Linked DNA regions of Homo sapiens: region 2 is linked to region 1. Evidence: read pairs that join two places in POLR2A ChIA-PET (ENCODE). Cell type or tissue: GM12878. All regions are shown on one strand.

Region 1 (4,000 bases):
GAGGGGGTTTCCCTGTGTTGGTCAGGCTGGTTTCAAACTCCTGACCTCAAATGATCCCCCCTCCTCAGCCTCCCAAAGTGCTGGGATTATAGGCATGAGCCACCAAGCCTGGCCTAAGTTTTAAAAAAAATTTAATTAAAAAATAATTGCATGTATTTATGGGATACAGTGTGATGCTTTGATACACATATGCACTGGGGAATGATACAACCAGGCTAATTAGCATATCCATCACCTCCGATAGTTACCATTTCTTTGTGGTGAGAACATTGAAAATCCTCTCCTTCAGGTCTTTTCAAATACACAATACATTAGTATTAACTATAGTCATCACGCGGTGCAATAGAGCACCAGAACTTAATCCTTCTAACTGATGATAACTTTGTACCCATTGACCAACCTCTCCCCTTTCCCTGCCCGCCCCTCCCTCCAGCCTCTGGTAACCATCATTCTACTCTCCACTTCTGTGAGTGTGACATTTTTAGAGTCCACACGTAAGTGAGGTCATGCAGAATTTTTGCTCTGTATATGCACATGTCTTATGTACAAGTAAAGAAGCTCTGCAAATTTTAAGACACCAAGGATGGGGCATTCCCACAGCGAGGCAGGCGCTGGGTGCAGGAGGTAAGTGAGGGAGTGTTGTTCCAGTCCAGATTTGATTCACTATTTCTGAAAACATGGAAATGCATTACCAAACAATTGGACAAATATACGTTAAAATTTAAAAAGAACCTTCTGCAGAAAAGAAAGGAGCAATGGGGATAAAACAGCCACACGGTCATGGGTGTTGCACGTATAATATTTTGTTCCAGTTGAAGCTCTGTGTTTTCTTAGCCAGTTTTCTCATGACTACTGATGTACTAAGTACAATCACACCGGAGCTGGCCGACGTTAGACTGTGGGCTGTGGCCACGGATGTCAAATAACAGCCCTGGCCTCGTCCACACAGTAAAGAGCAGACCTCACACGGGATGGTTTACCATCAAGGGGTCCAGACAGAAAGGCTGTTCTAGAACCCCTCTCACTTAAAGAGCACAAATCCGAATGAATACATTGTTTTATTGTTTTACCAGTAAGGTTCTTGACACTGATGACTTACCTTCCTATCCCCAGGAAACAGATGGTAAGTGTCCTTGAGGAGAATATCCCTTCACAGCAAATTCACATCTTTCCTTCAGCCTAGAGAGATCAGACAGAGATGAAGACCTCACCACTAAAGACCCACTCTCCTAGCTGTTTTGGAGAGGTCGCTCTTGTCTTTATAAACTTCTGAAGTTGTCTCTTGGCATATTTCCCTCCCCTCAAATCCTTATAAAAACAGGTGTGGCTAAAGCCTGTCTTTGCTGAAAGAACACTCTCTTCCTTAATAGAAAATTCTCTATTGAAAACTTATTTTCCCTGGCTGGGCTCAGTGGCTCACGCCTGTAATCTCATCACTTTGACAGGCCAAGGCGGGTGGATCACACAGTCAGGAGATCAAGACCAGCCTGGCCAACGTGGTGAAATCCTGTCTCTACTAAAAATACACAAATTAGCTGGGTGTGGTGGTGCATGCCTGTAATCCCAGCTACTTGGGAGGCTGAGGCAGGAGAATAGCTTGAACCAGGGAGTTGGAGGTTGCGGTGAGCCGAGATCGTGCCACTGCACTCCAGCCTGGCGACAAAGTGAGACTCCATCTCAAAAAAAAAAAAAAAAAAAGAAGAAAAGAAAGAAAGTCGTTTCCCTTTCTGGCTTCTGTGGTTAGCGGTGCAACAGTAGCAAAACTGGTCTCAGACATGTGAGTGGGAGGCAGGAAATCTGCAAAGTGACAATGGTCACCATGTGTACTCTTCACCCTTTCTGTGTGCTAGACCAGAGGCCCATGCTGGCATGCCATTCTGACATGCACTGTGAGGGAGCTGACATTCTCAGAACAAATGCCGCATGCGTGGAAGATGGAGGAGCCCCGTGCCAAATTCCTTCTGTTTTTATCCTCCTTCCAGTAGGAGCCCCAGATATCAACTCCACAAATTTGAAACTGTGCCAGACCAGAGTGTGTAGAGAAGTGTTTGGGGAACTGTGGGAGGGGGAGAAGATAATATTGGTATAATAAAATCAAATTCGGGGCTGGGCATAGTAGCTCACGCCTGTAATCCCAGCATTTTGGAAGGCCAAGGTGGGTGGATCACTTGAGGTCAGGGGTTCAAGACCAGCCTGACCAACATGGTGAAACCCTGTCTCTACAAAAAAATACAAAAATTAGCCAGGCGTAGTGGTGCCTACCTCTAGTCCCAGCTACTCTGGAGGCTAAGGTAGGAGAATGGCTTGAACCCAGGAGGTGGAGGTTGCAGTGAGCTGAGGTCATGCCACTGCACTCCAGCCTAGGTGACAGAGTGAAACCCTGTCTCAACAAACAAACACACACACAAAAAAAAAAGAAAAGAAAAAAGAAAAAATCAAACTTGAAAAAGAACTCCATTAAAAAGAAAAAAACTGATTTCATAACTATAATAAAAATACGCTATAAATATAGTAAAATGCCATGGAGTCTGTGTCTAACTCTGAAGAAAAAAAATTGTCATCTAAAAGACAGATTCTGGAACCAAACACCAGAAAAGTTCTCAAGAAATGAATGGCTTCTTTAGAAGACAAAGAATGAGTAAGTTCAGTTGTAACCAGAAGTGAAAGCAAAGTCATCTACAGCTATGCTTGGAGATGTTGGTCTTTTCATAGCATGGTCTTTTTGTGGCATGCAGCAGTGAGGGCAAAGAAACCACTAGGGAACTTTGAAGCCTTGGTTCGCTGCTGCTAGGGATTCCATTGTACAGATCTACTATGCACCAGTTAATGGATAGTTTACTTTATCTATGCACCAGTTAATGGATATTTGAATTATTTTCAGTTTTTACTTATTATGAATAATGTGGCTTCAAACACCCCCATGTACGCTTTTAGGTAGACATAAACCTTCAATTCTCTTCATAGATACTTAGGAGTGAAATTGATGGATCGTTTGTTAAGTACAGGTTTAACTTTTTAACACACTTTCAAACTATTTTCCAAATGACTATGTCATTTTAAAATCTTACCAACACATACTTGTCAATACTTGGTATTGTCAATCTCTTAATTATAGGCATTTTAGTGGGTATGAACTGAATGTACGTTATTCTGGTTTTAGTTGCATTTCCCTAATGATTAATTATTTGGAACATTTTTCATGTGTTAGCCATTTATATATCTTCTTAGGTGATATGTCTACTAAAATCCTTTACACATTTTTAATTAGCTTCTAACTATTGAGCTGTTCAAATTCTTTGCATTATCTGTATATAAATCCTTGATCAAATAAACCATTTGCAAATATTTTCTCCAAGTGTATAGTTTATCTGTTTACTTTCTTAATGCTGTCTTTTGAAGAAGAAAAGTTTTAAATTTTGTTGAAGTATAATTTATCAATATTTTCTTTTATGAATCATATTTTTGATGTCAAATCTAAAAATCTTTTTTTTACCTAATTCAAGGCCACAAAGATTTTTCTTCTATCTTTTAAAGAAGTTTTATAGTTTTAGTTCTTACATGGAAGCTTATGGTCCATTTAAATTAATTTTTGTGTATATCTGCTGGTGGGAATGTAAATTAGTACAACCTCTATAGAAAACAGTATGGAGATTTCTTTAAAAATTAAAAGTAGAGCTACCATTCGATCCAACAATCCCATTTCTGAGTATCTACCCAAAGGAAAAAAAATCATTATAAAAAAGACACCTGCATGCATATATTCATTGCAGCACAATTCACAACTGCAAAGATAAGGAACTAACCTAAGTGCTCATCAACCAATAAGTGGATAAGGAAAATAAGGTATATATATACCATAAATACGACTCAGCCATAAGCAAGAATAAAATAATGTTTTCTGCAGCAACTTTGATGGAGCCGGCGGCCATAATTCTAAGTGAAATAACTCAGGAATAGAAAGCCAAATATTGCATGTTCTCGCTTACCAGTGGGAGCTAAG
Region 2 (4,000 bases), 260 kb before region 1:
TTTGGATTAAGGATGTTGAACCAGTATATAATGCAAATACTCCAAAATCCAGAAAAACTCAAAACCTGCAACACTTCTGGTATGAAGCAATTCAAAAAAGGGACACCCAATCTGTTTCTTTCAATATGTCGATACGGTACTGATCACTGGGTAAATTTATTTCTTATTTACAAGTGTAAAAAGAGCTTAAAAATGTTAAACAATCTCACTTTTTTAAAATACTATACTCAGAAACATACAGCATTGTTTTGTACTTATATATCTGTAATGAGTTATTAAAAACTAAACAGCTACTTTAATACATCCATAACCATACCATTAGGACAATCAACTTCAATCTTTTAAGTATTCTAACAAAAAAACCAGAACATGCACTATGTTCATTCACATAATCAATGTGGTTAGTAGGATTCTCAGTACAGAGAATTTATACTTGCAAAACCCAATGACTTCTTTTTTAGGTAGGAGGTAGGGTAGATAGATATGTGGGTAAGGGGAGTAGACGGATGGGCAAATGAATGGATGAATGGGGGTGGGCTGGTGGTTTGGTTGGTTGGGAAGGGGATGCAAAAGCAAACACAACATTTTAAAAGTCTATTGAGTAGACTTCCTGAAGTGTGAAGTCATGACATTATAGGGACAGAGTTCAATATTTTGCCTTCCACCCAAAACATATACTTTTTACTGCATTCCTAGGGATAGGTTTACTCAAGATAATCAAAATATAGGCACTGACAACAGTCAGCCATCATGCAATTTCTCAACAATCAGCAAACCCTAGAGTGCTGTGCTTTACTTTTAAGTAATTCTGAATGATTATGGAAGTCTCAGATAAAGTCCTCATTCTTGGTAATCTTCCAAGCAGAAGGTATTTTATTCACATGAAATACCTTTTTTCAAACAGCTTTGAAAAAAGCCATATCATTCCTCTAAATCAACGTTCTGCTTCAATATTTAACAAGGATGAAAAAAATGAAGAATCTATCTCTAAATATAGAAAGTAGACATCTAAGAATTTTAAATTAATTTTGATTTTTTTTAACCTCAAGCCTAAAGGTCCAGGACATGTAATACAAAGGTTACTTTATTAAACCACCGATTTGACTGCACACTTTGAGGTTGCTATGTGGGAGCTAAAGTCAGTTTTTGAGAGCAGGCTTGACTACTCAACAATGGCATCAATCTCAACTCAGCTTTGCTGTCCTTCTATAGTATAAAACATTTTGTGGATCCATAATTAATTTGATTGTTGGTGTATGCAAAGAAATCTACTATATTAATTATCTATGAGAGAGGTATTTAAAAAAAAAGTCTTTCCACAGGTATTACTAAGAATTATTTTCCAGAAATACAGACAATATCCTAGAAGAATCAAATGATCCAGAATATCACAGACATAAATCTATAACATTAACCATTTCCATTAGAATACCTGACAGGTTCCTCTTATTTTTCTAAATCAGAGTGAATGCTGGCAAATATTTCTCATCCTAATCAAGGAAGGCACCCTCAACCTTCTCACCAATAATTGGGAAAACCAACCTTCAATCTACCACCACTCAATTCCTCACTTAATTTCAGCCGGGCATCTACAGTTCTTTTCAAATCTCTTTGCAAGCGACGTCCAAAGTCCCTGAACATGGTTGAACCTCCAGAGAGGACAATATTCTAGTGGAGAGAAAATAAATATAATATTTAAAAAGAGAAAAGTTTAAAGATATAATATATAGTACTGAAATGCTATTATATCCTTTTTATGAGAGGTGTTTAAGTTTTTTTAAAGTAAGACCTTGAATAACAATTTTGCTATAAATACCTTGTAGAGAGGACGTCTGACATCAATAGGACAATTCTGAATTACTTCATCTACAACTTCTGAGATAGGTTGTGTAAAGTCTGGATTAGCAAACTGAAAAATAAGTTGGATATATAATAGAGATCATATCACTACTGACAAATATCACAATAAAAGGTTAAACAAAGTTTTCAGTTCAAAAACAAAAGGCCTTTTAGAAACCACTAATACTGGTCTCTAACAGATTCAGATTGAAGACACTGAAATCAGAGAAAACTCAAAATTATGATGATATATACCATTTTATAACTATCAGAATAGCAAACATGTAAAGTCATACATATACTATGAGCTGGCAAAAATCTGGGTAAATGGAAACTTTCATATAACGCTGTGAGAGTATACACTGATGTAACCACTATGGAGAATAATTTGGCAATAGTAACATAGTGACATGGTCTGGCTCTGTGTCCCCACCCAAATCTCATCTTGAATTGTACTCCCATAATTTCCACGTGTTGTGGGAGGGACCTGGTGAGAGAGAATTGAATCATGAGGGTGGTTTCCCCCATACTGTTCTCATGGAGTGAATAAGTTGCACAAGGTCTGATGGTTTTATCAGGGATTTCTGCTTTTGCGTCTTCCTCATTCTCTCTTTGCCTGCTGCCATCATGTAAGACAGGACTTGCTCCTCCTTGCCTTCTGCCATGATTGTGAGGCTTCCCCAGCCACGTGGAACCATAAGTCCAATTAAACCTCTTTCTTTTATAAATTGCCCAGTCTCAGGTATGTCTTTATTAGCAGTATGAAAACGGACTAATACAAATAGCTAATAAAATTTTAAATGCACATACCAGTAACTCCACTTCTTACAACAAACTCTGAAGAAACTCCCCAAACATGTATGCTATTACATATGCATATTTACTATAGCCTTGTTTCTAAGAGGAAAAACCCGTTAAGTCCATCAATAGGGGATGAAATAAATAAATGTAGTCTAATCTCATTATTCATGATTCCATATTTGTGAATTTACCTAATCGCTAAAACATATTTGTTACTCCCCAAATCAAAATATGGTTATTCATGGACATGCACGTGTAGAGCAACAAAAATTTGAGTCCACTGATGTGCACATTCCCCATTGAGGTTGAACAAGATGATACTCTGCTATCTAGTTTCAGCTCTCATACTATAAACAAGTGTCCTTTTCACAGTTCTATTTAGTGGCACGGTTTTCATATTTTTGTTAGTGATTTCATTATTTAAAATGGCCCCCAAGCATACTGCTCAAGTGCTGGCTAGTAAACACAAGGAGGCTGTGATGTGTCTTACAGAGAAAAAGCAAGTTAGATAGCTTTGTTCAGACATGTGTTCTAGTGCTATTGAATATAAATGAATATACTAAAATGATATACTAAATGCAGTGCCTTTAAAAAGAAACACACATGAAACAAGGGTATATGTTAATGGGATAACAAAAATGTTACCAGAGGCTCAAAGAAACCTAATACTGTATTTCCCCTAGGAGCAATAGCTAGCTCAGTGTTCACTAATTCAGCGCTCTCAAGAACTTTTTGGCACATCTACTTTGAATAACAAACATCAGCTATATATTCAAACGATGATATACCATAGTCAAAATAAACTTACTATTTCCAAACAGCTGGCACTCAAGAAAAACATACTTTTTAAAAAACTAACTTAAACAAAAACAAAAAACAACTTGAAGCTGGGCATGGTGACTCACACCTATAATCCCAGTGCTTTGGGAGGCCAAGGCAGGACCATTGCTTGAGACCCAGAGTTTGACACCAGCCTGGGCAACATAGCGAGACCCTGTCTCTACAAAAAATTTAAAAACTAGCTAGGCATGGTGGCACACACCTGTAGTTCCAGCTACTTGAGAGGGCTGAGGAAAAAGGATTGCTTGACCCTAGGAATTCGAGGTTACACTGAGTTATGATCACACCACTGCACTCCAGCCTGGGTGACAGAGAGAGACTCTGTCTCTAAATAAATAATCAAAATCTAGCTCTAATTAGTGAAAAACAAACAAGTATTGTATATCTCCTCAGCCATTCATTTTTATCATTAGGTTGTCCTAGTTGAGAGACATTATTCCTTTATTTATTAAACTGAGTCTATAACTGTATTGATAATTATTAGGCATGTGTCAATTTTTTCTTTTTTTTTTTCTTTTTT

What was found. ChIA-PET counts read pairs that join two places held together with the same protein. Peaks named below come from ENCODE experiments on the same cell type or tissue, not always from the same donor. Only the 100,000 strongest peaks of a DNase experiment are listed, where the experiment ranks them.
Region 2: POLR2A ChIA-PET joins it to region 1 with 5 read pairs; 2 of 35 experiments call an interaction of 5 or more read pairs at or near these places.

Annotation. Positions count from the first base shown.
Region 1 is chr2:113,691,556-113,695,555 of GRCh38, reverse strand. The region is part of intron 1 of LINC02936 (long intergenic non-protein coding RNA 2936); the gene reads left to right. Among named protein-coding and RNA genes, the nearest start is that of LINC02936, 11 kb to the left of the region's middle. RefSeq lists enhancers at 146-195, 1,456-1,585, 2,026-2,115. In GM12878, no CTCF peak of the experiment used is centred here; DNase peaks (open chromatin) are centred at 1,795 and 2,685; H3K4me3 peaks cover 702 bases; H3K27ac peaks cover 2,301 bases.
Region 2 is chr2:113,949,388-113,953,387 of GRCh38, reverse strand. It overlaps ACTR3 (actin related protein 3), which reads right to left. Exons shown (of 12, transcript NM_005721.5): 9 at 1,817-1,909; 10 at 1,543-1,668. Among named protein-coding and RNA genes, the nearest start is that of LINC01191, 28 kb to the left of the region's middle. In GM12878, no CTCF peak of the experiment used is centred here; no DNase peak of the experiment used is centred here.